7 separate regions of the Mus musculus genome follow, and all the other regions are linked to region 6. A link is a loop called in an ENCODE intact Hi-C map of the cell type or tissue named here. Cell type or tissue: heart. All regions are shown on one strand. Region 1 has its middle 9.6 kb from the start of Ncf2. Region 2 holds the start of Lamc1 (laminin, gamma 1). Region 3 has its middle 13 kb from the start of Arpc5. Region 4 holds the start of Arpc5 (actin related protein 2/3 complex, subunit 5). Region 5 overlaps Nmnat2 (nicotinamide nucleotide adenylyltransferase 2). Region 6 holds the start of Smg7 (Smg-7 homolog, nonsense mediated mRNA decay factor (C. elegans)). Region 7 overlaps Smg7 (Smg-7 homolog, nonsense mediated mRNA decay factor (C. elegans)).

The links. Hi-C counts contacts between places; a loop is a spot of excess contacts. Peaks named below come from ENCODE experiments on the same cell type or tissue, not always from the same donor. Only the 100,000 strongest peaks of a DNase experiment are listed, where the experiment ranks them.
Region 1: it touches region 6 in a loop (10-fold over the local background); 16 of 42 quality-filtered maps call a loop at or near these places.
Region 2: a loop joins it to region 6, with 3 times the contacts of the local background. A loop is called at or near these places in 2 of 42 quality-filtered maps.
Region 3: it touches region 6 in a loop (7-fold over the local background); 12 of 42 quality-filtered maps call a loop at or near these places.
Region 4: it touches region 6 in a loop (4-fold over the local background); 12 of 42 quality-filtered maps call a loop at or near these places.
Region 5: it touches region 6 in a loop (4-fold over the local background); 4 of 42 quality-filtered maps call a loop at or near these places.
Region 7: a loop joins it to region 6, with 2.2 times the contacts of the local background. A loop is called at or near these places in 2 of 42 quality-filtered maps.

The regions. Positions count from the first base shown.
Region 1 is chr1:152,788,524-152,792,523 of GRCm38, forward strand. No RefSeq gene overlaps it. Among named protein-coding and RNA genes, the nearest start is that of Ncf2, 9.6 kb to the right of the region's middle. In heart, a CTCF peak has its summit at 1,850 (motif pointing right); no DNase peak of the experiment used is centred here; H3K4me3 peaks cover 839 bases; H3K27ac peaks cover 1,828 bases.
Region 2 is chr1:153,330,106-153,334,105 of GRCm38, forward strand. Lamc1 (laminin, gamma 1) reads right to left here and starts at 2,681. Exons shown (of 28, transcript NM_010683.2): 1 at 2,023-2,681. The coding sequence starts at 2,434. In heart, a CTCF peak has its summit at 2,080 (motif pointing right); DNase peaks (open chromatin) are centred at 2,866 and 3,796; H3K4me3 peaks cover 3,948 bases; H3K27ac peaks cover 3,152 bases.
Region 3 is chr1:152,777,558-152,781,557 of GRCm38, forward strand. No RefSeq gene overlaps it. Among named protein-coding and RNA genes, the nearest start is that of Arpc5, 13 kb to the left of the region's middle. In heart, a CTCF peak has its summit at 1,690 (motif pointing right); a DNase peak (open chromatin) is centred at 1,694; H3K27ac peaks cover 462 bases.
Region 4 is chr1:152,765,930-152,769,929 of GRCm38, forward strand. Arpc5 (actin related protein 2/3 complex, subunit 5) reads left to right here and starts at 613. Exons shown (of 4, transcript NM_026369.2): 1 at 613-938; 2 at 2,932-3,004. The coding sequence starts at 796. It also overlaps a transcript of Rgl1 not described here. In heart, a CTCF peak has its summit at 2,429 (motif pointing left); DNase peaks (open chromatin) are centred at 602 and 2,372; H3K4me3 peaks cover 2,041 bases; H3K27ac peaks cover 2,022 bases; H3K27me3 peaks cover 138 bases.
Region 5 is chr1:153,090,826-153,094,825 of GRCm38, forward strand. It overlaps Nmnat2 (nicotinamide nucleotide adenylyltransferase 2), which reads left to right. Exons shown (of 11, transcript NM_175460.3): 8 at 3,212-3,288. Among named protein-coding and RNA genes, the nearest start is that of Lamc2, 94 kb to the right of the region's middle. In heart, CTCF peaks have their summits at 1,585 (motif pointing left) and 1,784; DNase peaks (open chromatin) are centred at 1,216, 1,546 and 1,926; H3K4me3 peaks cover 627 bases; H3K27ac peaks cover 884 bases; H3K27me3 peaks cover 174 bases.
Region 6 is chr1:152,902,440-152,906,439 of GRCm38, forward strand. It overlaps Smg7 (Smg-7 homolog, nonsense mediated mRNA decay factor (C. elegans)), which reads right to left and starts at 207. Exons shown (of 23, transcript NM_001160256.1): 1 at 70-207. The coding sequence starts at 98. In heart, CTCF peaks have their summits at 499 and 2,315; DNase peaks (open chromatin) are centred at 732 and 2,292; H3K4me3 peaks cover 2,386 bases; H3K27ac peaks cover 2,341 bases.
Region 7 is chr1:152,845,607-152,849,606 of GRCm38, forward strand. Smg7 (Smg-7 homolog, nonsense mediated mRNA decay factor (C. elegans)) reads right to left here. Exons shown (of 23, transcript NM_001160256.1): 14 at 3,128-3,410; 15 at 513-657. Among named protein-coding and RNA genes, the nearest start is that of Ncf2, 47 kb to the left of the region's middle. In heart, no CTCF peak of the experiment used is centred here; no DNase peak of the experiment used is centred here.

The DNA.
Region 1 (4,000 bases), 110 kb before region 6:
AGCAGCAAGGATAAACTGTCCCACTACCTCTGTGTCTGCCACAGTGCCCCAGCCCAAACCAAGGAAGAGTTCTGAAACCTTTCAAGTGGCCCTGTGGGCCTGGAGAAGGTACCTGGGCTCAGCGACGGGCCTAACCAGAGAGCTGGAGTTACAATCCCTGTTTTCTTCGATTAAAACTGTGTAAGGCAGGGACTGGAGAGATGGCTTAATGTTTAAGAGCACTGGCTGCTCTTCCAGAGGATCCTGGTTCAATTCCTAGTGTCTGCACGGCAACTCACAACTGTCTGCAACTTCAGTTCCAGGGCTTCTGGCACCCTCACACAGAAATACATGCGGGCAAAACACCAATGCACATTAAAATAAATAAACAAAACAAAAACAAGAAACAGTGTAAGACCAAGGGAGCCAGATCCTGTGGAGGCTGAACTACCACAGCTTAATCAGGAAACAAAGAATCCAAATGATTCCAGGCATTTTTTTTTTACCCAATCTGGCTACTTTTGCTTATTTTTCCATTAATTTACATTTGTAGAACCCTGCTTGAGATGATGGGCTTAAGAAACATTTCTTTTTTTTTCTTTTTTTTTTTTTAAAGATTTATTTATTATTTTATGTAAGTACACTGCAGCTGTCTTCAGACACACCAGAAGAGGGCATCAGATCTCATTACAGATGGTTGTAAGCCACCATGTGGTTGCTTGGATTTGAACTCAGGACCTCTGGAAGAGCAGTCAGTGCTCTTACCCTCTGAGCCATCTCTCCAGCCCCTTAAGAAACATTTCTAGTTTATCTAAACTAAACTGTCAGAAGGCTGTGAATCAAGCAGGAGGTATCTTGGGGATCAGGTATGTGTTATCACCCCCCATATCCTACTCTCCCCCTCATACCCACCCCATACCCACCCCATACCCATCTGGCACCCACCCCAGTCGAGTTCCTGACCTCAGGAGCTCCCAACCTTCTCTACTCCAGCTGCAGAGGTCATGCTGACTCCCAGATGTACAGAGGAAACAGCAGCTCTTATACAGCATCAGTGGAAGAACTTCAGTCATTTAGGGCAGGGTCAGAGTTTACTGACATCTCTATAAGCCACATCATCCCCTTCCCTAGCTACAGTATCATCATTCATGAGAGAGCTTCATGTTGGTGTGTTGTTGTTGTGTGTTGGTTGGTAGCTTGGATGTTGGTTGCTTTGTGGTGTTGTTTTAATGGGGGGGAGGGCAGGGAGAGACAGAGACACAGAGACAGAGAGAGAAGGGGTCTGGAAATCAGAGGATAACCTAGAATGTCGATCCTAACTTTCCACCTTGTTTGAGGCAGAGTCTCTTGCTTGTGGCTTTGCCTGCCAGGCTAGCTGGCCTGCAAACTTCCAGGGATTCTCCTGGGATTACAGACAAGTCCTGCCACCACATCCAGCTGTTTACATGGCTTCTTTCTTTCTTTTTTCTTTTTCTTTTTTGTTTTTTTGTTTTGTTTTGTTTTTCGAGACAGGGTTTCTCTGTGTATCCCTGGATGTCCTGGAACTCACTTTGTAGACCAGGCTGGCCTCGAACTCAGAAATCCACCTGCCTCTGCCTCCGGAGTGCTGGGATTAAAGGCGTGCGCCATCACTCCCGGCTTTACATGGCTTCTGAGGACTTGAACTCATGTCCTCTTCCTTGTGTGGAAAACACTTTAAACACTAAGTGATCTTGCTAGCTCAGTGCTTATTGTTTTGTTCTGTTTTTTTTTTCCTCCAATTGTATGTGCATGAACGTTTCGTTTTGCCCGTCATTGTGTAGCTATACATATTCCGTACATGCAGTGTCCAAGGAAACCAGAAGAGGGCATTAGATCCCCTGGAACTGGAGCTACAGACATAGTCTGCGCTACTATAATGGTGCTGGAAACCAGGCAGGTCCTCTGCAAGACCATCAAGTGGTGTTAATCGCTAAGCCATCCCTCCAGGTGGCAGTGTTTGTTTTTTATTAGGGGAAATAAAACGGGTTTACAGCTGAATTGCCTTTGACAAACTGACCTATTAAGGAAAACAGCATAGCGTGACTGGGTGCAGTGCTTTGGGAGTGGTCTTCTCCGTCTCGCTCGCTTTCACAGAGCGCCAGCTTTGCAAGCTGACAGGTCCCAGCCATATTTAAGGTCACAAACCTTGAACAAGTTACAGACTCCAAGGCTCGTTGGGGAAAGCTCTTTGGTTATCAGCGTTGTTGTTGTTGTTGTTGTTGTTGTTGTTGTTGTTGTTGTTGTTAGAAACAATGAACTGATGCCCACAAAGTACATTAAGCCTTCGGAGAGGAACTGGTATTGGGAGAGTTCGCACCAGCTTCCTGCTGCCCCGAAGGAATTCTAAACCTCTGCCCTATTACATCCCTAGCTGGCCCCTCCCTCATCTGCACACCTACTGGGGAGCCCTTAGACGGCTAAATTGGTCACTGCTCTCTTCACATCTGTCTTCACTGCCTCTGAGGCATGTTCCACATCTAAACATTGGACCCTGGGTCTGAAGTGCATACCACACCACCCCTGGAAAGAATTCCCGGGAGTCTCTTATCATGACACTCACCCTGCAGTTCTCCTGGGCTTGCATACTGATTTCCATGATCTGAGCTGTGGCTCGCCTCAAGTAGCTGCTTCCGTTCTCTGTAGGAGGAAGGAGCAGATAACATGGAGAGGAACATTTCAGACTCTTGAACCTGCCTGAGGCCCACAGTAAGGGAGAAACGGGATCAGGGGTGATGTGCCAGCCCCACCTGTTGGAGCGTCAAACTCTCCAAAATGTGGGGAACACTCCCTTGCATCTCAAAGATTACTGGGGAAAGCAGTCCCTCTTTTGTCTCCTTAGCTCCCACTACCACCTCAGCACATTCCAACCTCTCACTGCCTCCCTCTCATCCCCCATTCACTGCCCAGCTCCGCCAGTGACCTCACCCAAGCCTTTGATCTCCTCTCCTCCCTCTCTGAAGAGTTATGGTCCTGTGTTGCCCTCATTCTTCTCAGGCCCCAGGGACATTTTCTCAGAGACGAAATACCAACAGCAACAACCACAACAATGGCCATGGCAGCTAGCCTCAGCTCTGTGCTCTGGGAGAGCCAGAAGCATGACTTTAGTAGCAATGTAAAAGTGCAAGTTTACATGGACTAGCGCTGCACTTGCTAGGGCAGTTGGGGGTCCACATCCTCCTCCCCCTGTTGCCGGGTAGCCACACTCAGCTTCTCTTCTCGCACTATTCCAGCATCGTTATCCCTACCCGAGACACTACAACAGCTTCCTTTTCAAGAAGCTGTTGATGTGTATTTACAACATTTTATGTGTTTGAGTAATTTAGCTGCATGTGTATATGTGCACCACGTGTATAGCCTGATGAGGTCAGAGAGTGTTGGATCTCCGGGACCTGAAGATATGGATGTTTGTGAATCACTGTGTGGGCGCTGGGAACTGAACCCAGGTCCTCTGCAAATGCAAATGTTCTTAATAGCTGAGCTAATTCTCCATCTTCCTACAGTGGCTTTTTAATATGAATCCTTGCCCTGCTAGTGACAAGACTTGAAACACTTCATTCCAGGCTGGTAGGATAGCTCAGCAGATAGAGGAGCTACCAAATCTGATGACCTGAGTTTAATTCCCAGAACCCCCTTGCTCCCATAAACCATCCCCTGACTTCTCCGTGTGCCTCCTTTGCCTCCACGCCAAATAAATATTAAAAACTTAAATATGTATTTCAGGCTGGCGAGATGGCTCAGCGGTTAAGAACACTGACTGCTCAAATCCCAGCAACCACATGGTGGCTCGCAACCATCTGTAATGGGATCTGACGCCCTCTTCTGGTGTGTCTGAAGACAGCTACAGTGTACCTATTTATAATAATAAATAAATCTTTGGCTGGAGCAGACAGGGTCTGAGCGAGCGGAATTGATCGGAGCGAGCAGAGGTCCTAAAATTCAATTCCCAACAGCCAAATGAAGGGTCACAACCATCTGTACAGCTACAGTGTACTCACATACA
Region 2 (4,000 bases), 430 kb after region 6:
ATCGCAGTACCCTGCACTCAGAAGCAGGTGGGGGTTCTCTAGGAGTTCAAAGTCAGCCTGGTCTACATAGTGAGTCCCAGGACAGCCAGAGTGAGCCCCAGTTTTATGAATGTCATTTAGCAACCAACTGAAGAATTTTTCAGTAAAATCAAGTCCAAGCGTATAGAAAATATCATGTTGCCGTCCTAATGAGATGGAAGAGTTCTTTGGCCTCGTCATTAACATGGCCCAAAGCTAATTAATATAGCTGGCCCCCAACAGTAGCAACCTGGCTGCCCTCTTACCCTAGCGCATGTCTCTGCAACAGAGACTTCGCCAGAGATTAGTTTCTCCCTCTGCAATCACCTGAAATAAACCTCAGCTCCTTAGCCTAAAGAAGGAGGAAAGCAGAGATTGACAGCCTATTGTTCAGAACTTTTCAACGGCATCTCAGGCACTTGGGAGACGTCAAGGCCTTGCCTCTGAATTTTGTTTCTTTTTTTTTAAATCTGAAAACGGATTAAGCAAGACTTCAAGGGGATTCAGAATTGAGTACAAAAAAAAAGTAAAACATAAAAAAAAAGTTAAAAATAACTGGACATAAGTTATAGAACTTAAAAACTCTGAAGCTACTTCAAAGGACTCCCAGAGATCTTGGGAAGCGGAGTGCCGTCTGGAGAAAGGCATCTCTCCAAAGCATCACTTTTACACTTCTATGTCGTTCCAGTCCTTTTCAAAACCGAACTCACTCTTAATTACTGAAAATCGGATGCCTCACATTTTCATTTATGAGCTTGTTTTCAAAAAGTTCCATCTGCCTGGTGACTCGTCTACAAAGAAAAAGGCAGCATCTACTACAGAGGCAGTAACACTGCTCTCCTAAAACTTCCTCCACACACAGTCATTTACACTTTCAAGGCACTTTCTCTAAGTCATAGTCTTTCTCTGAAGAAAATTCCCTGATAATATAATATAATATAATATAATATAATATAATATAATATAATATAATATAATGAAGAGCAGTGGAAAGAAAACCCTGAAACCACGATCAGGGGACTATCTGCCTACAAAATATCCCTCTCAAATATCCCAGGGCAACAATCAGTTTTTCACACTTAATGTTGCACAACTGAACACAGCAATGAAAATTTTTCTGCTCTCTTGTCTGTCTCAAAAGTAAAGAAAACATCTCCAGGTGAAGCAGGAACTTTGATCCGTTCAGATAATCACAGCCTTGCTCATCCACGGCTCTGCCATGAAGTCTCCTACTTCAGCCCTCTCCTGGATTCTAAAGCATGCTTGTCTCCACACTTGCTTCGGATCAAAGCAAAAGGGAAGACTATCCAGGAGAGCCTTGGAGCTTTTTACACCGGAACAAAACTGCCCTCAATTACAGAGAGTGTCTTCATTACCTTTCTGTTTTCTCCCAACTAGGATTAGCAGTGAAACAGCTCCTAATTAAGGCTGAACAGCTCTGAAGAACAGTAACTTTAAAAGTGAACTTCCACTTTAATTACACATAGAAATACCGGCGGCAAAGGCATTTGCTCCCCTCAAATTCCCCTATCAAAACTAAGAGCAATCATTCTCAACCCTGGAGACAGACAAACATTTTAAAGACAAGTGTTTGAAAGTGGACCTTCAAGACTCTAATGTAAGCATGCTATGTGATAGTCCTGTCCTGCCAGGATGAGTGTTTCATTAGCGCCTCAGGGTGCAAAAGGGGGTGGGGGGGTGTTGGTCCAAAATCCTAACTGCTGAAATAGAAAAGAATCAACGGAACGAGAATCCGGTTGGACTAGAAAGAGTAAGAAAAAAAGAGAGAGATGCTAGCGTGGGACATGGTGGCCCTCACCGGATGTTCAAAGCGAGATGAATTTTAGAAGTTGGAGAAAGGAATTTCTGTGTGTGGCCCACGCTGGAGAACAGACCGTCAGCACGCGGCTGGACAGGCCCCTCAGGCCGGACCAGCGGCTCCATGGATGCGGCCCCGGAGCTGGACCGTGAGCGAGTAGTGGGGACGGGGCTGTCATCGCTTACCCAGGTGCAGCGTGAGGTTGATGGAGTTGGGGTACTGCACCCCGGCCAGCATAGTCTGGCTTTGCCACCAGGTGGTGTCGGCCTGGTTGTTGTAGTCGGTCAGGAAGGCTGCCCCGTGTTGCAGGTGCTGCTGGCCGGCGTCGCACAGGTGACAGGACTTAGTGACTCCGGTCACCCCAGTCTGCACGCAGTACTCCTCGGGCGGAGTCCCACACGTGTTGGTAGCCACCACGGTCACATTGAAGGCGGCATTAACAAACTCCGGCATGCAGCGCTGCGGCCGCCCGCCCTCATCCGCGCACTCGTCCATGGCCGCCCGGACACAGCCCGCCACAGCCGCCAGCACAGCCAACAGCGGCCACAGCCGCCCCCGGGGCTGCAGGGCCAGCGCGGCCCGCCCGCCGCCCGTCATCCCGCTGCGCGCGGGCCCTCGGCAAAGGCTGGGGTGCCGCGCTGCACTCGCCTAGCGGCGTATCCCGAGGCCGATCCTCCGCTGCGGGCCGAGGCCGGGCTGTGGACCGGGCTGGAGGCCGAGAGCCGGACGCAGAGCCGATGGGTGGGCGTCCGAGCCAAGATCGCGCTGCCTCCGCTACCTCCCGGTGCGCAGCCTGCACTGTGCGCCGACCCCCGACTTCCGAGCGCGCACTCGAGAGCGCGCCCCAGGAGGAAGGAGAAGGGGGTGGGGTCTGCCCGGCGGGGTGGGATCTGGCGGTGGAGAAAACCCAAGGCCGGCCTCCTCGGCAGCTCACGCGGGCCAGGAGCTGCTCCCCGCCCTACGCGTCCTCCCCAGCGACTCCCGGCGGCGGCGGGGGCGGCCTGGAGGGCGGTGGGCCAGAGAAGCGAGATGGGAGGGGCGGGAGCCAGAGGACCGGGCGCGAGGTGGGCGGGGCGGTGGAGTAGGAGGGTGGGGTGCGAGGAGGGCGGGACCGGCAGCAAAAGGGAGGGGGGCGCGAGATGGAAGAGGCAAGGGGTCAAGTGGGAGGACTTCTGGATGGGCGTGACTAGAGGTGGGCTGGGCGAGGGGGTAAGAGGGAGGGGCCCAAGGTGGGCGGAGAGGGAGCGTGAGTGAGGGAAGGAGGGCGGGGCGTGGGGTGTGGGGTGCTGGGCAGTGCATGCTGGGAGGGTAGGGGCTTCGGTGGGTTGGGAACCCTCATCCAGGTCTTGTACCTTAGAGGATCTTGCCCTGGAGGGTATGAGGCTAAGAGGAGGTTCTTAAAGGGAGACGCAGGTGGGTGAGGTGGCCCGGAATCTGTGTTTTTGACTTCATGAGGACTTGGACCCTGGCCCAACCAGATGTCAGTCCTTACGGTATAGCTCAGCCACTACCTGACTCTGGAGCCTGAACACAGCGCAACGGTGCGGTGGCCTGCGTGACCTCGCCCTCCCCAGCCGTCCCGGGCATTGCCTCCTGTATCCCGGGGCAAGCCCTGCCCACGCTGAGGGGAGAGATCCCGAGGTGTCCAAGGGACTGGATCCCTGTGGAACACAGGGCTCGATCTCAGCTTCAGAGTCAATTTTGTGATTTCCTTGCTCTAAATTAAAATGTGACTGTCATTTAACCGGGCAAGGAAGGAAGTGAGAAGGCTGGGAATGGAATGACATTTTCCCCTGGATACGCAGACCTGCTTTGAAATTCTTCCACTCTGTTGTTTGTGTGTCCTAGCTTGCCTTTAAAAGACTCGAAATTATCTGGATTCTGACATCCTCCTCTTCGGACCTGCTGAGTCACAGAATATTGTCAGTGCCAGAATGACTCAGTTCCCAGAGCCCGAGCCAAAAGATCATGCGTTTTAGTCTCAGATCAGAACTACCTGCAGTGCTGATAGGACCAGCAGACAGGGGAAGGGAGGGTGCTGTAAAAATGAACCAGCTGAGAGCCGGGCTTGGCAGCACACTGTGCTAATCCCAACCCAAGATGCAAAGCAGACCAGCAAAGTGTAAGCTCCGGATCAGTAGTCTTTTTAAGATAATGATACTG
Region 3 (4,000 bases), 120 kb before region 6:
TTTTGTCAGGAAAACAAATTAGCAACAAAGAGCTCTTTGTTATATGTGATTCTAGCTGCGGGAGAGAGGGCTCAGTGGTTGGGTGCTTCCTGTACAATCATGAGGCCTGGAGTCTGGATCAAAATATCCAGGAACAAGCCTGGAACCCCCCCCCCAAACGCCAGCAGCTCCAGCTCGAGGGCAGTCAGTGGTCCACACGCACAGGTGTATCTGCCACACATAGACGTGCACATATAAACACAAATGAATACCTTAGTGAGGTGGTGTTCATTCTTGATCTTTTTAAATGGTGAGTTCTGTCTCCCATCGTTGACCTTCAGTGTCTTGTCAGTGAGACACTAGTAGTCCAACATTCGTCTCTGAAGCCCAGAGTTAACACTGATTTTACATGAATATGATGCCAACTCTGTAAAATACAGCAGGGCACTGAAGACATCCCTAGTTTGTGGTAGTGTGACTTAATTTTCAAAGCTAGAATCTCAGTGACAGAGGGAGTGAAATGAATAGCCCACCCCTTCCTGGGAACCCACCTCCAGACCCGAAGCTCAGAAACTCAGTCGGCTAACGTCAGAGCACCCTACACCTGCATCGCTGCAGTTACGTCAGGCTGCTTGGGCGAGGAAGCTGTTACCAGGAGAAGTGGGGACTGAGCTTTCCTCTAGAATCTCCAAACCCTGGGCCTTAGATACTTGTGAGATCAAGCCAGGAGCCTTTTATGAACAAAAGCTGACACCTGAGAAGCCAGAAGAAAGGTTTGAAAAGGTTCTACAACAGTGAGGGACCTGCTCAGCACTAAAAGCATGACTTTAAAGTCTCTAAAAAAAAAAAAAAAAAAAAAAAAAGAACACGTCACAGAGACCCCACCCCCAAAATCACCAAAGAAAACCTTGTGCTGCAGAAACTCAGCCCACTTCCCCTAGTGGAGTCACCCTTACAGGCGTCGTCCTCTAACCCAGATGACAGTTACCTGCAGTGTTCTGTTTGCACAGATGATGTATTTTTAACTAATGAACTGCTATTCCGTTTTGTTACAGTTCCACTTAGCAAGAACCAGGGCAGCACTCTTATGTTACATTAGCCAGACTTAAAAGATTACTGGTTGTCTTAGTTAGGGCTTTACCGCTGCAAACAGACACCATGACCAAGGCAACTCTTATAAGGACAGCATTTAATTGGGGCTGCCTTACAGGTTTAGCCCAGTATCATCTAGGCAGGAGCATGGAGGCATTCAGCCAGCATGGTGCAGTCAGCGCTGAGAATTCTCCATCATCTGAAGGCTGCTAAGCAGATCACTGGCTTCCAGGCAGCTAGGGTGAGGGTCTTAAAGCCCACACCCACAGTGACACACCTACTCCAACAGGGCCACACCTAATTGTGCCACTCCCTGGGCAGAGCATATACAAACCATCACACTGGCCATAACTAGAATTGGGTAACTTTACACTTTTATAAGCAAAATTACCAAAAAGCCCCAAAACGATCAAGAGTGGAAGAGATACACTAAGAACCAAGTTAAACCAGTGCCTTTTAACATTTATAGAGGTGTTCCCTTCTTGGGTCTCGCTTCCCATCTCCCTCCTCATCTCAGCCCTGCATTGCTGGAAGGACTCCAGGTTAGCCAGCTCTGTGCACTCACTCCACTATCTCAAGCTGGGGCCTGGGGAGCCTCTAGGGCCAGTGTGTTCTGCCTATAGGTGGCGCTGCTTCCCACTGTGGACCCAGGGGCAGGCTCCTGGTCCAGCCTCCTTCCTACTTGTTTCCTTGTTCCACGAAAGTTTAGTATAATGAACGCAAGTTCTCTCTCCATCTCCGTACCTCACCTTTCTCTAGAACAATTCCTTAAGTTCCACACAGCATGAAAACGGGCGTGGCATTCCTGTCCAGCTTTCTAGGACGTCCCTTATCTTCCAGGTCTGTTGCTACCCGGAGGTGACTGCCCTTGGAACTTTTTAGTGACTCATGTGACACTGCTAAAGTCACAGTAGCTATATCACCTTTCCTGGACAGACTTAGTCTTTTTCTAATGGTGCCAGCCCAATGCCCTAAATGGGGCTGACTAACGTGCTTCCTTTTGCTTATCTCAAAACCAAATCAAGATTGCAGAAGCAGCCCTAAAGAGTTTCTTCAACTGGTGCTGAGTTAAAGGCCAGGGTCTTTTGTAGCAAATAATCTTACCATTTACCTTTTTATCCATTTATTTTCAACTATAGAATTTGTTCATATGCTAGTAATCCCCCCCCCCCATACACACACACACACACACACACTTACCCTATTAGTCTTCTTGACAAAGAATGTAATTTTTTTTAATGTGCATTGGTGTTTTGCCTGCATGTATGTCTGTGTGGGGGTGCCAGATCCCCTGGAACTGGGTTTACAGACAGCTGTGAGCTGCTATAGGGTCAATTAAGAGCCGGTACTCTTAACCACTGAGCCATCTCCCCAGCCCCAAGAATGTAACCGAGTATAAGCATTCACAGGTAAATACTTTAAGTTCCTCTTTTGCCTGTACAGATACTAGCATCCTGTACCCGTTTCTTACCTGGTTTTCATCACCTATGTATTCCATGAGGACTTCTTAATCATATGAAAAAAATCATTTTAATTGCATAATATTCTTTTGTATAGATACATACCTAGCCTTTTCTCTATTTCCATCTTGGTTGAGGTGGTGTCTCATCTTTTGAATTACATACAGTGTTGTTGTGACATGGTAAACAAGTCAGTTTACATACATTCAAACCTACTAGGAGACTTCTGGAAGCAATGTTTTAGAACCTAGTATAATATCTTGAGAGAGATTGCTGAATTGCCTTCCTCTGAAGTCATACCCATTATACTTACTCTAACAATGGAAAATGCTTGCTTTCCCACTCCGTTTCCTAGCCCGTTGGTCATTAAACATGTTGTATGTGTGTGCATGTACATGTATGTGAAGGTTATGCACGCGCATGTAATGTGGGGAGGACAGAGGTCACCTTTGGATGTCTTCCTCCAGTCTTCCCGTTTTAATGTTTAGACGGAGTTTCTCGCTGAGCCTGGAACTCGCCGTTTCAGTTAGATCCTCTGTGTGTGCCTCCCGACACTCATCACAGGCTTTGCTTTACCACTGAGCCATCTCCACAGCCTGAGAATTCTTAAACCTAAGCTTTTAAAGTTACAGTCACCTATTTCTCCACATAAACGCCTCAAAGGCTTTCTCACTGCTCTTAAACTCCAAGCACGTTGCTGTGACTTAGGTTACCATGTCGTGTCTCTGTCCCAACCTTATTGCTCATCCTCAATCTCTGACTCCAGCCCCGGTAGCTTCCCCTCCGCTCCAGCCCTTCCTTCTCACTACCTATTCACACAACTAAGTCCTTATTCCAGATACTTCCTCGGGAGAACCATCTCCATCCCCATCCGACATGAACAAGTGTCCCTTGTAGCTTTGAATAGCCGTAGCCCTTGTGTAGCCTTGGCATTATTACAATCTACATCCATTTGCACTATTATCTGACCGTTGATACCCTATACTTCTTCATGAAAATGGGCACTGTATTTTTGCGCTCTGTAGCTCGACCAAGCCTACCACTCAGTGTAAGTTAGTTATCTTTTACCAGGCAAGGTTACCAAATCTAGTGACTAAATAGCAAGTATGCTATGTAAATGAGTATTGAATATAAAAATATGTTACCTACCACCATGTAACAAATCACTCCAAAACCCAGTAGCTTACAACAATAATGGCTTCCTCTGACAGTTTTGTGGGTCAGGAATTGGGTAGTGGCTTTCTGAGTATGTCTTTTTTGTTTGTTTGTTTTGTTTTGTTTTGTTTTTTGTTTTTCGAGACAGAGTTTCTCTGTATAGCCCTGGCTGTCCTGGAACTCACTTTATAGACCAGGCTGGCCTCGAACTCAGAATTCCACCTGCCTCTCCCTCCCGAGTGCTGGGATTAAAGGTGTGTACCACCACGCCCAGCTCTGAGTATGTCTTACTTTGAGTTTCTTTCTCATGAGCC
Region 4 (4,000 bases), 140 kb before region 6:
GTCGCGATGCTGTCACACAGCACTGACAGGTAAGAAGTGACCTTTTCGATTCCGTCCTTGGGGACCTCCCACCGACAGCGTGCCAAGAGTCCAAGCCGGGGAAGGGGCTCTCAGCTCGGGAAGGCAGCCCCCGGCGGCGCACGGTCCGAATGGAGGGCTCCGATCACTAGTTCCGAGCTGGGCATCACTTTGCCTCATACTCCTGCAGACTGCAGGGGACTAGGTTCTGCAGCCAGTCCATCGCACCCCACGCGCGAGTCCGGTCACCCACACTTCACACCGGACCCCAACAACCAGCGGCTGGCACCGACAGCGGCGGCGGCAGCAGCACTCCAGGCCACGCTCCCGAGGTGCCCATAGCCTCCAGCCCAAGACCCCCCGCAAGGCAGGACCGCAGAAAAGCGTTTCTATGGGAACGTCCCGGGCATCACGTGATGCTCCCCGGCGACCAATCGCGTCTCCGCGCCGCCTCTGCCAGCTTTCTGTCGACCCGCCGCCCCCGCCTCCTTCTCCAGCCCCGCCCCTTTCCTGCAGCGGGCCCGCGCGTGCGCGGTGCGTCCCGCGCGCTCCCCTGCCGACGCGCGCTCCCGGGGGACGCGGGGGCGGAGCGGGGGCTGAAGGATGGCTGCAAGCAGAGGAGGAGGCCGAGCCCGCTAGCGCGCAGGCCCAGAAGCTTGCAAGCCGCGGCTGCCGGCGACGCCCCAGAGCGGAAGAGGGAAGTGAGTCGGACCGGGCTGGGCTCGCTAAAGGAGAGGCACCGCGGAGGGGCAGGCCAGCGTCGCGTCGCGATCCGGGATGTCGAAGAACACGGTGTCGTCGGCCCGCTTCCGGAAGGTGGACGTGGACGAATATGACGAGAACAAGTTCGTGGACGAGGAGGACGGCGGCGATGGCCAGGCCGGGCCCGACGAGGGCGAGGTGGACTCGTGCCTACGGCAATATCCTTACGCTCGCGGCGGCCGGGGGTTGTGGGGACGCGGGGCCACGCGACCGGCTGTGCCCGGCTCTAGGTGGGGACGGAGGACAGGAGCTCCCGGGGCCAGCAGGCCGCCTGTACCCCGCGGCCGCGCCGGCGAACTTACCGGCGGCGCCCCGATTCCTCAGGTGCGCGGTCCTAAGCGGCCGCGCCCTCCCCGGGGCACCGCTGGTGTCCTAGTGGGCACCTGAGCCAGTCTCTGCCCGGTGGGGACACGGGCGTCCCGCTTGGAGTCTTGCTTTCCTGTCCGGTGTGTGTGGTTGGCGGAGCGGGGATAGTTTATCCCTAGCCAGGAGAGATGGAGCGGTTCGCAAATCGAGGCCCTCGGTACATTCAGCCCCGGGGCTATTTCATCGGCAGCATTGTTTATTAAGAGAGAAGGGCTTTGGCAAGGTGGCATTATAATTCATGAACGAGCCGAAGGGAGTTTTCTTCTCCAAAATTCCCAGTTAAAGCTTGGAACCTTTCACCTGCTAAGAAAAGGCCACTAAAAAAGGGATAGCGAATGCATGCAGAGAATCCCTGGGAATAATATAAGATGAACCCCAGTGAATAAAGCAGAGAATGAGTCGGTTCTATAAATCAACATTGTTTTTCTGAAATTGTTTCCCTTCTAGTTAAAACATGGCTGTCAGTTCCTGGTTCCTTGGTTTGCATATCTGAATATTCATAACCTCGAAATTCATTTGCATCGATCCCTTAGAAAAATAGAATGTTACAAAAATCCAAACTGGAGCTTTAGAAAAATCGTATTCATTAAGTCTGTTCATACAGCTCTCCCCTCATCAATTTTCTACTAGATTATAATGAAGAAAGTGAGCAAAAACAGTGGTAACCACAGCATCAAACGTACATATATGTGCAGTATAGGTTTAACTTTCATTACCATAACTTTCACAGTTGTTACTAATTTGATTATTTGTTAAAATACTTGGGTTTTTTTTTTCTTTAAAAGACCATGCAGGCTTGACAGTAGTTTATTACCTACTGTAGATAATTTTTTATTAGACCCTTTGCACAGAAATGGTGAGCTTATTCTTTGTTTGTTTGGGTTTTTTTTTTTTTTTTTTTTTTTTTTTTTTTTTAGTCTTTATGGTGGATATATGATATTTTATTAAACTAATGTATTTTAGGTAATTTCTGGTGATTCCTACTGCTGTGTTCATTATCAATTCAGTCTACCTTTTTGTCAATCCATTTTAAAATATAAAGATATTGTCTCTGGTTCTAACTAGGAGAGACTTCAGATTGGTCGGGTACTACAGATGGAGGAACCAGTGACTCTGTTTCTCCTTTTAGGGAAATGACTGTCTGTTCTGACAGTCTGATTGGCCTTCCGTTTCCCCTGCTTGCTAACTCACCAGTGCTTTCAGAGACTGAGTAGGTATGGATGGTCCAGCCCAGTTTGAATAACCTGTAGGAAATAAAGTAAGCTGCCACCTACAGGTCGTGCGGGTTACTACATCATCCAGAGCCCTGTTCATATTAAGCTATTCTTCCATTCTGATTGCCAGAATAATCAGCCAGCATTTCAGTTAATACACAGTGTAGTTTCAGTATAAAGTCTAGGGTTGTTTTCCAGCAAGAGTCACACAGACAAGTGGTATACTTTGTTGGTAAACTGCATCATTTGGTGACCTAATAATTCTTAACACATAGTCTTAAGATTTCTTGAATACCCATCTAGACAATTGCGTGTATCTCACTGGAAAGTGTAATCTATTTGACTGATAGAACTGAGGTCAAAACAGTCTTTGCTTTTTTTTTTTAAATCTATTGTTTAATTCCAGTATTTTTACCATTGGTTGACATGTGGGAAACACACCCATGCAGTTTCTAATATCGAACATAATGACCATAGTAACTTTTGTTACTGTGCAGAAAGTCAAGTCAAAAACCAATATTCCTGTAAAGCAGGGGCCATCCTTTTCTGTTCCACCCTTAACCTTCGTTACAGGAAACATGACAGCTGCTCTCCAGGCTGCTCTGAAAAACCCCCCTATTAACACAAAGAGCCAGGCAGTGAAGGTGAGTTTCAGACTACAGCATTAATCTCTTCTGTTTCACTATTAGCAAAGTCCTTTGATGCCCCACAGTCAACATTGTACCTATTTCCTGTCCTTGACACAAGAGTTTACAGTGTGACTTTTGAGACTGAACCGCAGTCTATAACCTGGTCTGAAACTCAGGAGATCTCCTGCCTCCACTGGGATTAAAGGTATATGCCACCACGTCCAGCTTTAAAGGGAGCTTGTGACAAGTAAAAATGTCATGAAAAAAATAGCCCTGAAATGTAGAGTTAGGAGAGTGCCGTGTGGAGTGCAGTAAATTTAAAGGATAGAGCCATCACTTCTGCGTGTGCTTCAGGAGGAATCCACTCAGGTTGGATTTAAATGGGCTTGAAAAATAAATTTGCCAAACACACACAGCTGCTTCTTGATTTCCTAATTTTGTAAATATTAAATATTATAGAAAACAAAGCATGCGTGACCTTAAAAAGGTGATCTCTGTCCTACTTCCTTGGGTCTTATAGTTTTTCCTAATTTTGTAAATATTATAGAAAACAAAGCATGCAAGCTTAAAAAGGTGATCTCCATGCTATTCCTTGGGTCTCAGTCACTGCCTTATATGGTATCGCTGCACACCTAAGGAGTTTCTACAAGGGTTTGTGCTCTTTTAAAAAATAAATAGAATCTTACACTCCAGCTGTGTAGTCATGTACATGATCTTCTTTCCTTAGCAATAGATTATTTCTGTGGCATTTAACTGCTATACACTAGTATGTAACATCTTATATGCAACTGATCCCTGTTATTGCATGTTAGATTTTCTAGTTTTTCCTGCTAAAATTGATCATTTTAAATCTTAATTATTTATGTCAATAAAATTCCCAGAAGAGAAATGCTAGCACAAAAATGACATTTTTTAAAGACTTTTGATACACAAAGCATTGCCAAATCTCTCAGAAGAGCTTTGTAGCTTACATCCCTACATCAGCCCTCCACTGATTCTTAGGGAACTGCT
Region 5 (4,000 bases), 190 kb after region 6:
CGTTGGTTTTGCCTACTGATACTGCAGACAAACAAGGCCGCTTCAGGTTTTTCAATGCTTTAAGGAAGAGAAGGAGGCCAGGGTTGGCTGAAAGCCACCATGTGGCTTGCCTGCAGCCTTGGCTGAAGCTAAGGTATCTATCCCACTGTCTGTGTGAGACCCTGGTGCCCAGAGTAGGTAGAAGCTGATTACAAACATCTGTTGGGGGCAGTGGGAGAGAAGGAGCTGACAGCTGGGTAAATCAACAAATCAGCAAGATGAAGCCTTCCCAGGGTTCCAGAGTGAAAGGCAGGTGGGAAACCCAAGTGCCTGCAGCTGGAAAGGCATGGCGGAGGCAGGCAGGAGTGGAGTTGGAGGCCGAAGATGATGAGGAGGGTCAAGTTGGTGGATGTCTAGAAGGAGAGGCAATTTGGTATCCAACCAGATCGGATTTAACTTCTAAAGATGTGTCAGATACCTTGTGGATACTCTTCTGAGGGAGCACTCGGGTTTGGGCTCCTGCTGTGATCTTAAGATGGCTGGTGTGTCTAAGTACCATGATAACCAGCAGATGTGATAACGTTTTGAGATGTAGTCGTGCCTGGGCTATTCCTGTTGCTTTCCTAGAACTATTTGTAAAATGTTGACAACTGGTTACTAATTGGCAGAGGCATTAGTGAGAATGGAGTGCAGTTAGCACACAGTTAGACTTCGTTGAACCAAAGCAACTCAAGAGCCTCACCTCTTATTTACCTTTTAGACTTTAACATCCTTTACACATCAGCTTGTCAGCTCTGAAGTCTCCAGGAGAGTGGGCACCTGGCTTTCTGGCCAATCGCCACAAAGCAAGCAAGTTCTGTAAGCCCAGAGGATCCAAAGGCAAAGCAGCCAGCGCTGAGTTCAAAGCTCTAAGCTCTAAGCTCTAAGCTCTGCATCCCTGCAGTCCCCTGTAGGAACTGTCACCCTGCTGCCTGTCTCAGTCCAGCAGAGCTCAGAACAGTCCTAGGATTTTTCAGTGTAATTTGTCTTTTCCCCGCCCCGAGAGCTTGAATTAGGCTCTGCTGTCTCTGCTGGGGGAAATCCCCTCTGGCTCCCCAGTCTGGCTAGCCTCCTCTGACTGCTTTTGCTTTCTGGAAGGGAAAGGGATCCCCGTGTCTGACAGGGAGGGATAATGAAGAATTCTTGGCTTCTGAAAAGGAGAGCCATGATGCCCCTGCTGACAGACAGACTCCAGGTTCACAGCAATACAGGTGGCAGCTGCCTCCGTGTACCGTGGGAACTGGGATGGGCCACTGGGCTACACATAGCTGGAATTCCTGAGCAGGGAGTGTGGAGGGAGAGTACTGGCCCTGACTGCTGGCCCTGGGTCAAGATGACCAGCGGAGGGAGGCAGACCCAGTGGAGGGCAAAGTGAGTAAGTCCTGCAAGGCCCTGGTACTCACAGGCTCCTTGCACACCACAAGGAAAATCCATCTTTTTTTTTTTTTTCTTTCCTAGCATCAGTGAGCCCATTCTGTTTTCAGCAGTTGGTTGCTTCCCTCATGGCTTTCCCAGTTCAAGGGCTTGTGGACTGGAAATATGGAAATCACTGCTGCCCTCCAGTGGCTTCATGTGGGACCACAGACTCTACCAGGGCCATTACCAATAAGCACATCTGCACTGGTCCCGGGCGTGGGGCGGGGTGGGGTGAGTCAGAGGTTTCACTCTGCCTCTCTGGGCTTTAGCCTATTTTTTTTTTAAGTCTCATATTATTCTTAGGCAAGAGTGTGAGTCCTAGCATAAGAATGGAAATCCCAGTTCAGGGTCTTCAGCCTTGGTGTTGCCAGCATTTAGGGGCAGGCATTGTGTGTTGTGGAGCTGCCCTGGGCACAGTAGGATGCCACTTAGCAGTGTCCAATCCACCAGATGCCAGTGACACAGTTCTCCTCTTCCCAAGCATGACATTCAGACATTGTGAAATCGCCCTTAAACTGTCCGGGGGCTATCTCTCAGGCAGCCCTCTTAGCTCTGCAACCACATCAATTGCTGGCCTAACTACTCACCATGTCTGAGTCCCCTCTGGGTGCCAGTCACTGCCAGGCCCTGGGGGTAGAAAGACAAATTAAGGTTCTGTGCCAAAGAGATAACATAAGCTCTCAGTCTTCATTGTGTTCCCTGAGGGAAGAACCAGAGACAATGAGATAGATGCTGGCTACTTTCTTCTGACAATGAGATAGATGCTGGCTACTTTCTTCTGCCTCAATCCCATCTAGAGACTCTCAGGGGCAAGCTCAACATCTGAAAGCCTTTGCCCAGCCCTGGGGTGTACGTCAGGCAAAGCCCCCGGGCTCTTAGGGACCATGGTAGCAGCCGTGTCTGGAAGACTAGTGGTCAGCTCTGCACAAGCGGTCTCATTGTCTCAGATACAACACGCTGGATAAGGCAGAAACCTGGGCAGCCTAAGATGTGCACTAAGATGTAGGACACTCTGAGGAATGTCAAGAATCTCTAGATTCTTTTCCTGTCACTCAGTTGAATCTCACCATTTGCTACCAATTTTAAATGACAATGAGCCTCAATGGGATAATTCAAATTGGGCTTAATGAGGAGGAGGAAAAAAAAAAAAAAAAAAAAGCAAGACAGGCATGGAGCACCACGGGTAAAGGGGAGGTGGCCCCAGCCTTGCTTCCTGAGCCCTTTGCTGAAGGCTACGTCCTCAGAAAGAGAGCGCACAGTTGATCAACTGGGATACTCCATCTTCACAGTCAGAGGTCTCCCTCCATCCCATCCCTGCCGTGTTAGCACTTGTTGAAGGAGGCCCACTCTAGGTGGAGAGAACACAGAAATAAGTGCCTGTTATCCAGCCCTAGGGAGGCTGAGACAGGAGGGTCCAAGAGTTCAAACCTCAGCTATATAGCAAGTTTGAGGCCAGCCTAGGCTACAGTCTCAGAAAGGAAGGGTGGGAAAAGGAAAGTAACAGTGGGGTGGGGGAGGGGCTCCGAGTCCTTATGCCAACGTATGTAGCTGGCTGCTGTTAGAGAGCCCAGCCATCCTGCGCTAGCCCTGAAGGTGGTGGTGGTGAGGTTGGGTTGGGGGTGCTGAACTATGGATACCCTGGGGTGGTGTTGTCAAGGCGACCTGAGCCCCACAGTTCTAAGAGTGCAGACTTAAGTGTTCTTGAGGGTAGAAAGCTGAGAGCTAGTACCCAGATCCTCCTCTGATGCTGTGTGCCACCTCTGCTCTCCCTCCCCAGAGCTGCGCATCTTGCTGCTGTGTGGTAGTGACCTGCTGGAGTCTTTCTGCATCCCAGGACTCTGGAATGAGGCAGATGTGAGTAGCCATATTCCCAAATCTACAAGCAGCTTGGGGTGGGGGTGGGGGCATGGGGGAGGCATGTTTGATTTTGGCTTCTGTCTCCCCCCAACAGTCACAGACTGGAATCTCTTGCCTCTTCAAAGTTCCCAAGAGGGCAATTCATTCACATGACCATGGAGGAAAGTTCTCACCTACCCCAGCCTTTGTCTCCTCACCCTCCTCCTCATCCTCACCCTGGGGAACCCTGGGAAAAAAGCACTCCGGGTTATAGAATGTCTTGTTCCAAGCGCTGCCTGGGGTGTGCATGCTGAGGTCACTGAGACATGAGGGGAGGGATCAAGAAGAAATTCTGCCCTTCGGAGGTTATAGGTGTGGCTTGTTTTCCTTTGCTGCCTTTGAAGGGATAGTAACTACTATCCCAGTCTCCCCATAGCAAAAGAATGGGGGTCCAGAGGGGGATCTCTGGTTAGAGGCATCCTTTAGATGACCGATTTGACTTAAGGGAAAGAGGCAGTTAAACCTAAGCCACTCAGAAGTTCTGACTCGGATGGCCAGTCCCCTGCTTTCCACACACGCTGTTCTCTCCTGCTGGTTTATTCATTCTCTCTTGGGCTAGATAGCCTGAGCTAAAACCAGCTCCAACCTCATGGCCCTATGCAAATTGCTTTTCTGTTCGTTTTTTTTTAAGAAAGGGTCTTGCTATGTAGCCCTGGCAATCCTCCTGCCT
Region 6 (4,000 bases):
GTCCTCGGCCCCCCGAGAGCCTCCCCTTCCCCCGTCGCCACCACGCCTCGGCCAAGCTCCGGCGCTCACCGGAGATACTGCGCGCTCTGCAGGCTCATCCTCCGCCGCCGCGTCTCGCCGCGAAGCCTCCGTGGGTCTCTCAGGCTCCTCGGAGCGGCCCCGCGGCCCCGCGGGTGCTGGCGGTCGCCGCCATCTTCCTCTCCTCCGACTCCTCCTCGCTTGGCGCGGGGTGGGGGGGGGGGAGAGTGAGTGAGGCGAGGGGGAGGGAGTTGGGGGGAGCGGCTCCGGCAGCGGCTGCGGCTCTGGCCTGTGGGGCGCAGGGACGCTCCGGCTCCGGAGGGGGGGGGGAAAAAGAAGGGGAAAGGGGCGGGGAAAGAGGAGGGGAGAAGCAGAGGAAGGAAGTCGGGTTCGCTCTCGCGAGACTTCAGCAGCGCCGGTCCCTCTGGGTGCTTTCCGCCGCTCTGTAGCGCTCCCTCTTGGGATCGGCGAGCGGTGCGGTGCCCGCGCGCCGGCCGAACGATCCGGTGCTGGTGCCCGGCGGCCTCCTAAGGCTCCGTCCTGTTCCTCCCGGGCGCGGGGGCGGCCCCCGGCTCACCGCGGACATCGAGCCCAGAGCAGCCCGGAGTCACACTCAAAGCCTTCCGCCCGGCCACCCGCCCACTTCTCACTTCCTTCCTTCTTTCTTTTTTTTTTTTTTCCCACTCCTCCACTTTCCCCGCCGGAAACGCCACCCCTTCCTCCTACAGTTCCGCCCGCCAATTCCTCGACTCCGGTCGTCCCCTCGCGCGCCGGAGAGTGACGCAGAGGCCTCCCCCGTTTCAGCCGCCCCTCCCCGGGCACTCTGGGAGAAGGTTGGGGGGGGGGGGGGGAATAGGGCGGAGCCCAGGGAGAAATAGAAAGGAAAACCAATCCGATTGGGCAGGCCGCTGCCATGGAAACTGGAGGCTGTGGTTGTATTGTCATAGTAACTGCCGTGTGTAGACAGGGTGACCCTCCCGTAGAGAAACGGGTTCCCTGGAAACTGCCCAGGATTCCCCACTTGGATTCCCTGCCTTTTTAAAAGCCAGAAGTCGAAATGGTTATCCGAGTAGGAAAGTCCATTTCTTCCTCCCTTACTCTCCCAGCAAAAATTGGGGGAGACCCCGAAGCATTCATTTTAGGCATTGCCAGTCCCCCAAGGGTGGAAACCACCTCCATCGTTGCCTATCTGAGCCGGGTAGGGAGAGGGCCGGGCCCGAGAAGAAAAGGCAGGTTATGAAGGCCGGCGGCGAGTGGGTGGGAACGAGAAAGCGAGGGCGATGCTGCGAAGTCAGAGGAAAGGGAAGGGGCTTCCCCACCACTGTTTGAGGCTGGGCAGCGGGATCCCGCCAGAAGCGGGTCCCTAAGGGAAGAGACGGGCACATGACAACCGAGATGCGGCTCCGGCGATCGCGAATGTTCGACTTTTTGTAGCCGGTCGACCCTTGCCTAATTCCTACTCGATATCACCGGCGAGACCTCCCGTAGGCGACTTAGTGAGAGCTCGAACCCAGCCTAGGAGGCTAACACGCAGTTCTTAGGCATTTAGAATGGAGAGCGATCAGAAAGGCTGATGACGTTCTTTCCAGAGGTACCCTCAGAGAGAAAAGACGCTCCGTCATCGAAGGTTGATCTCCAAAGACCCCCTCCTCAAAAACATCTGCAGTGTTTTAGAACTTGCCATAAAAAAAAAGTATCTAGATTTATCTGCATGAGGGAGTTTAAGAAAATAATTTTCCATTTTGAGAACGAATATTTTAAGCATTTTGTGTCAGGTTTAGGGTTAAAATAGAAATAATGGATCCTGATGATGTGGAATCGTGTAGAATAAGTCATTCTGATGGAATGAAGTAATTATTGATATTTTACAGGTTTTATTTTCAATTGATGTTGAAAGTTATATAAGCAGCTATCCTAAAGTGTTTTAGAATAAGATCCAAGAACGCAGTCCTCACTGTATAGTTAAAACCAGCATTTTCAATGGGATCTTGGTTTTGGTTTGGGTACCTGATATCTTCCGGTTTTTCCATGCTGCCTAAAGAATCGCTTTACAGGTCTTTCTCTGAATCCAACTCCTATTAACCTAGAACAGTGTTTATTTGGAACGTGTTTCTGTTCTCAGGAAACGAAAGTACAGCCCACTTGGACATCATTCTCAAGGACAGCATGTCATTAACGAAATAGAAAGTGAACTATGCCCCCTCATGCTGCAAGCAAGCGCGAGTGTGAGGCGCTATGACGTATGGGCGATTGCAGCAGTACAATGGCCCCTATCTTCCACCAGCGCCAACGCACCGCCCACTCACGGGAAAGAGAGCCACCTAGTGAGAAACTGTTCACATCTCTGGTGTGTAGCTTTCTACCTCAACTCTGGAAGTCAAAGAATGGAAGTTACTACTATATATACTCAAATATTCTACTTTTTTTTTAGTTAGTATTCAGGGTGATGAATTCCATTATGGCACACATACACACACAAATATTTTATCTACCTTCCCCATTGATTTCCTCCATACTACTTTCTTCCCTCTCTTCCTTGTGCTCTCCCCCTCTTAGTCATCCATTCTGCTTTCATTGTCCTGTGAATTTCCATTAGATTCTCCACTGCTTCCCTCCCTACAGACCTTTTCTTCCCTTTTCATGGTCCTGTTTGAACTTTCATGACACATACACATTTTTAATCTAGATGCTGTGTATGAGAGAAAATGTTATTTGTCTTTTTCAGTATGGCTTCTTTTTCTTAATATTTGATCTCCAGTTCCTTGCTTTTTCAAAAAAAAAAAAAAAAAAAAACCTGGTTCCGAGGGGGTTTGCGATTGAAAAAAAATCCATTATGTATATTTTCTTATCTGCTGATGGACACATAAACTAGTTCTATTTCTTAGCTATAAGGACTAGTGCAACAATAAATATGGATGTGCCAGTATCTCTGGTGTGTTGACTTTAAGTTTTGTTCCCAAGAATGGCAGAGCTAACTTTTATGGTAGTTTTATTTTTAGTTTCTTGGGGGACTTAGACACTGACTTCCAGAGAAGCTGGGCCAGCTTACATTACCACCTACAAAGCATAAGAATTCCTTTACTCTCCACATCATCACCAGCAGGTCTGTTTTCTTCTTTCTTTTTCTTTCCTTTTGTTTGGTTGTTTTAGTTTTCTGTCTGTTTTGTTTGTTTGTTTGTTACAGACTGGTTCTCTCAGTGTAGGATTGGTTGGCCTGGTCTCTCTGACCAACCTGGCCATGGATTCACAGAGAGTGCCTGTCTCGGCCTCCCAAGGGCTGGGATTTAGGGCATGCACCCCCACTGTCTGCTGTGATTGGTTTTCTTTTCTTTTTGGGGGGGGGGGGGTTGGGGGTTTTTTGAGACAGGGTTTTTCTGTGTAGCCCAGGCTGTCCTCGAACTCAGAAATTTGCCTGCCTCTGCCTCCCAAGTGCTGGGATTAAAGGCACGTGCCACCATGCCCAGCTGTGATTGGTTTTCTTAACAGCCTTTCTTTTAATTTGCATTTCTCTGATGGCTGAAGATACCGTATGCCACCTCACTTTACGTCTGTTTCCTATTCTGAGACCCGTTTCTCCCGCTCGTTGGCCTGTTCACTGATGACTTGTCTTTGCTGTTTACTTTTTGCGATTCTGTGCATTTTCTAAATCAGTTTTCAACCTGTGGGTCTTGCCCCTTTCACAGGGGTCACATATCAGACATCCTGCATGTCAGGTATTTACATAATCATTCATAACAGTAGCAAAATTACACTTATGAAGAAGCAACAACATGAGGAACTGTATTAAAGGGACAGCAGCATTAGGAAGGTTGAGAGCCACTGCTCTATTGTTCCCATTTGATGTGTAGTTAGCAAAGGTTTTCCCCTCCTTTCTGCAGGCTCTGTCTTCAGTCAAGTGGCTGTTTTCTTTGAGGTAGAAACGTCTTTAGTTTTGTGTAGTCTCATAACCCATGGGGATTATACTCTGTGTTAGTAGAGTCCT
Region 7 (4,000 bases), 57 kb before region 6:
AAGAACACAGCTTTAGTTCTAAAGAAACTTGACAAAAGAAAGGTGTACAATTTGAGAAGAGGGTGTTTTTACATATTATAAAAAGTAACAATGAACCATGCAGGTCTTTAACATGACATTAAGAAATACAGCTGGGCGTGGTGGCGCACACCTTTAATCCCAGAACTTGGGAGGCAGAGGCAGGCAGATTTCTGAGTTCGAGGCCAGCCTGGTCTGCAGATTGAGTTCCAGGACAGCCAGGACTATACAGAGAAACCCTGTCTCAACATCGCCACCCCCCCCCCCCGCCCCCCAAAGATACTTTCATGTTTTAATGACAGCATGGAGGAATCTTCATAGTAACTGAGTAGCACTAGTGTGTTAACTACAGAGAAATGACGCAACCAGAGCCCCTTAACCATTAGGGAGGCTTTATAGTTCAGCTTAGGAACACTGCCCCAAGGTTACAAAGTACCCAGTGAGTGAACAGAAAGCCCTGCACCAAGGCCTCAGACAGAAGAATGTGTATTTACCTGGTCGGCTGGGAAGAGGAGGGAAGGCTCCAGGGTGATGGATGGGGATGAACTGAGAATTACTCGTTTGACTTGGAGTTTGAGTGACAGGCGTTTTCCTGGCTTCAGACACTGGAGTCTTTCTTAGTTCTGTCTGGGATTTTACCTATAATCAACAGAACCAAAACTAACCATAAAAACCTGGTGCCCATGTATTAGAAAGAAGCACCTACTTTAAGAAAAATATTAAAATTTTACGATGTCCATCTATATTAATATAAGAAAATTAAAAAGAAACAAGGGCTTTCATTTACTAATACAATTATTTTGCTCTCTTATCACAGAAAAATAAGGAAAAGGAACATAGAAATCATTTGTTTACAAGTGAGGTAGCTCATACCCACAGGCATGCCTACAACCTTCAGCTAGGGCTCTTCATGCTGAATTGTGATTTAATGAAAACTTATCTCACAGGTGACATACCATGGCTCCCGGTTTACTTTTAACTAGGTAGCACTTTTTTTTTTAAAGATTTATTTATTTATTATATGTAAGTACACTGTAGCTGTCTTCAGACACTCCAGAAGAGGGCATCAGATTTTGTTATGGATGGTTGTGAGCCACCATGTAGTTGCTGGGATTTGAACTCGGGACCTTCAGAAGAGCAGTCGGCGCTCTTAACTACTGAGCCATCTCGCCAGCCCCTAGGTAGCACATCTTAAGGCTCTTTAAACAAATACAAAAATACTTCCAGCAGCAACAAACAGGCCCAAAGTTCTAAATATCAAGTTAATAAGGAGATGCCATGGGCAGTCCTAAAGGTTGAGCCAAAGGCAAGAAAATAGTTTCAGAAAAAGAGCATGATAATCCTATGTCTGCAAACTGTTGTGTTGTATTGCCAAGGCAAGGTTCTGCTACGTAGTCTTGGCTAGTTTAGAAACTGCTATGTAGTCCCAGGGGGCCGCAAATGTGTAGCAATCCTCCTGCCTGTCTTCTGAGTGCTGGGATTACAGGAATGCACTGCATCCCTGTATGCCAGATTTACTTTAGTATCTACCAGTAGGTTGAGAAGGACTGAGGAGAAAAGGAGCCTTGTGTTAGCAGCATGGGTCTCACTGGGAGGCCACTGCAGAGGACATGCAGAAGATGCTTGGGCTTAGTCCTCAAACACAGGTCTAGTGAATGTGGTGGGGTTTTGTGTTTTTTGTTTTCTTCATACCCTCTTCTCTTCAGGCCATTTCCTGTATGTGTGTGTGTAGTTTAGAGGATGGCTCAGTTAGTAAAATGCCTGTGGACATGAAAATGAGAATTCATTCTCCAAATCCACACAAAAGTACCAGCTGCAGCACTTACGGTCCCAGTAAGTGACAAGGAGGAGTCAGGAAGAAGGGTCAATGACTAGAGTCTAGCTTAATGCTGCACTCTAAGCCAATGAGGGGCCCTGTGTCAAAGGGAAGGGTGACACTTAAGGCTGTGCTCTCACCTTCATGCACACAGGAGGGCACTGGCAGAACAAACACATTAAAATGACGGGAACCACACACTTCGTTGCCATCCTGCCCCCGATTCTATCAGGCAAGGAAATGATGGTCTTGCTGATAAGCAGCCTGCTGCAGTAGAGGCCCCCAAGGCAAACACCTTCATTTGTCAAAACGAACCAACAAATCATACAGCTTCTTACAGAGTCATCAAAACATTAATGGTATTAATAAAAGTCAGGATCCTTTTGTATTATAAGAAATTAACAGTATCCCTTTTGGAAAGGTATAAAAAGGGGTTACAAAAGCTGGGAAGTGGTTTTCTCAAACAAGATTTGAGTTGTTTTACCAATCTTTGAACCAGGATACTACTACTGTATAACACTGCTGGCTCAAACAGGTACAATGTCAAGAAAAGGTGTTTCATTTTTCTCAAAACAAAAACAAAAATAAAAAACAAAAAACAAAACCCCAAAAAACAAAAGTTAAGTTTTACTTTGTACAGTGAACCTTGTTTGTTTTTGAGATAGGGTCACTATGTAGCCCTTGCTAGCTTGGAACTTACAGTGTAGACCAGACTTGGTCTCTTACTTCAAAGACCCACATGCCTCTGCTTCTTGAGTGCTGAGTTTAAAGGTGTATTTTATTATAATACCCAGCCTGCAGAACTCTCCAGGGGGTAGGAGATAAAACAACAGAAAGCTTTGATATACTTTTAATTCTACTAGATGCTCTGAAACCCCAAAACTCCTCTGTAATATTAATTGGTAGTTATACTTTCCAAAGGAAAATACAACTCTGTACAGAGCACTTAAAGAGAACTTCACTGACACAGGACCTCCTTCAATTGATAAAGTCGCCATCTACCACAGCTCTGTCTATACATACCTTCCTAGGAGGTAAAAGAACGCACTTAGACTGCGGAACGGCTAATGTACTGGTCTTTATGAACGACACGAGAAACCTTGCCGTTTGTTTGTGAGCCTTCTCTCCCTGCTTTATAGTTCAAATACAGCTTACCTGCACTGCCACACTCTGCTTTCCTGTTTCCTGCAACTTTCCTAAGGTGCATCTCTTGGTCTCAGCTCTCCTCTTGCTGCTGTCCTTCTGTCCGTCCTCCTGAGTTACAGTTACGCCTTTGCTACAGTCCCTTCTCACCTCTTTGGGAGGAAAGCTTCTTCCTTGGTTCACTTCTCGTGGCTTAATGTTCTCTTTAAAGGTGACCACTGGTTTCTCTCCTGAGTCACAGCTGTTGCTTGGATTTCGGCCTGTAGACAGCACTGATTTCAGTCCTGGGCTCCCATCCGTAGCCAGTGACTCTACCACAGATGTTTCTTGTAGGATGAGGTTCTCTTTGGCTTCACTGGGGTCTTCTAGTATTAATTCTGGGATTTCTGTGATAAATAACAATTTCCCTACCTCATTTTCACACTGAATCAGCCTAAAAAAGCAAGAATAAATTCATATATAAAAAAAAAACCATAAACTACAAAAATAAGTAACTCAGTTGTGTGTAGCTTCAATAACTATTTTTATACCAAAACAAAACAAAACAGTATTACTCAGTTACTGAGACTCTTGTGACTATATTTCACATCAGCACATCACATTCAGTCCCTGTTTTTCCCCTTCTAATAACCGTGGCTACTCTTACTGAGCATGATTTAAGACACTAGTCTAAGTCCTTGACATAGCCTATAAGGGAGGTATATATACTTATCTTATAGATGAAGTGAAGCCCAGAAATGGTATAAGTTTATTTATGCATGCAAGTATTCAAAAGTGCACAGAGCATGGCAGGAGTTTAAAAACAAACATTAAGAAATAACAGTATCTGACTCTGAACAGGGTATGTCCCATCAGGAAGATGCCAGGTTCACAGAAAAGATCAGAGCCAGAAACTGATCACGACCCTAACTGACTCCAAAGCTTGTGTTCTAGTGACCTTGTTGCTTTGTCTTTAACTAGTGCTGGAAGCATGGCCTTGCTGTCCTGAGCGAAAATAACTGGCACATCTGTGCCAAACAAATC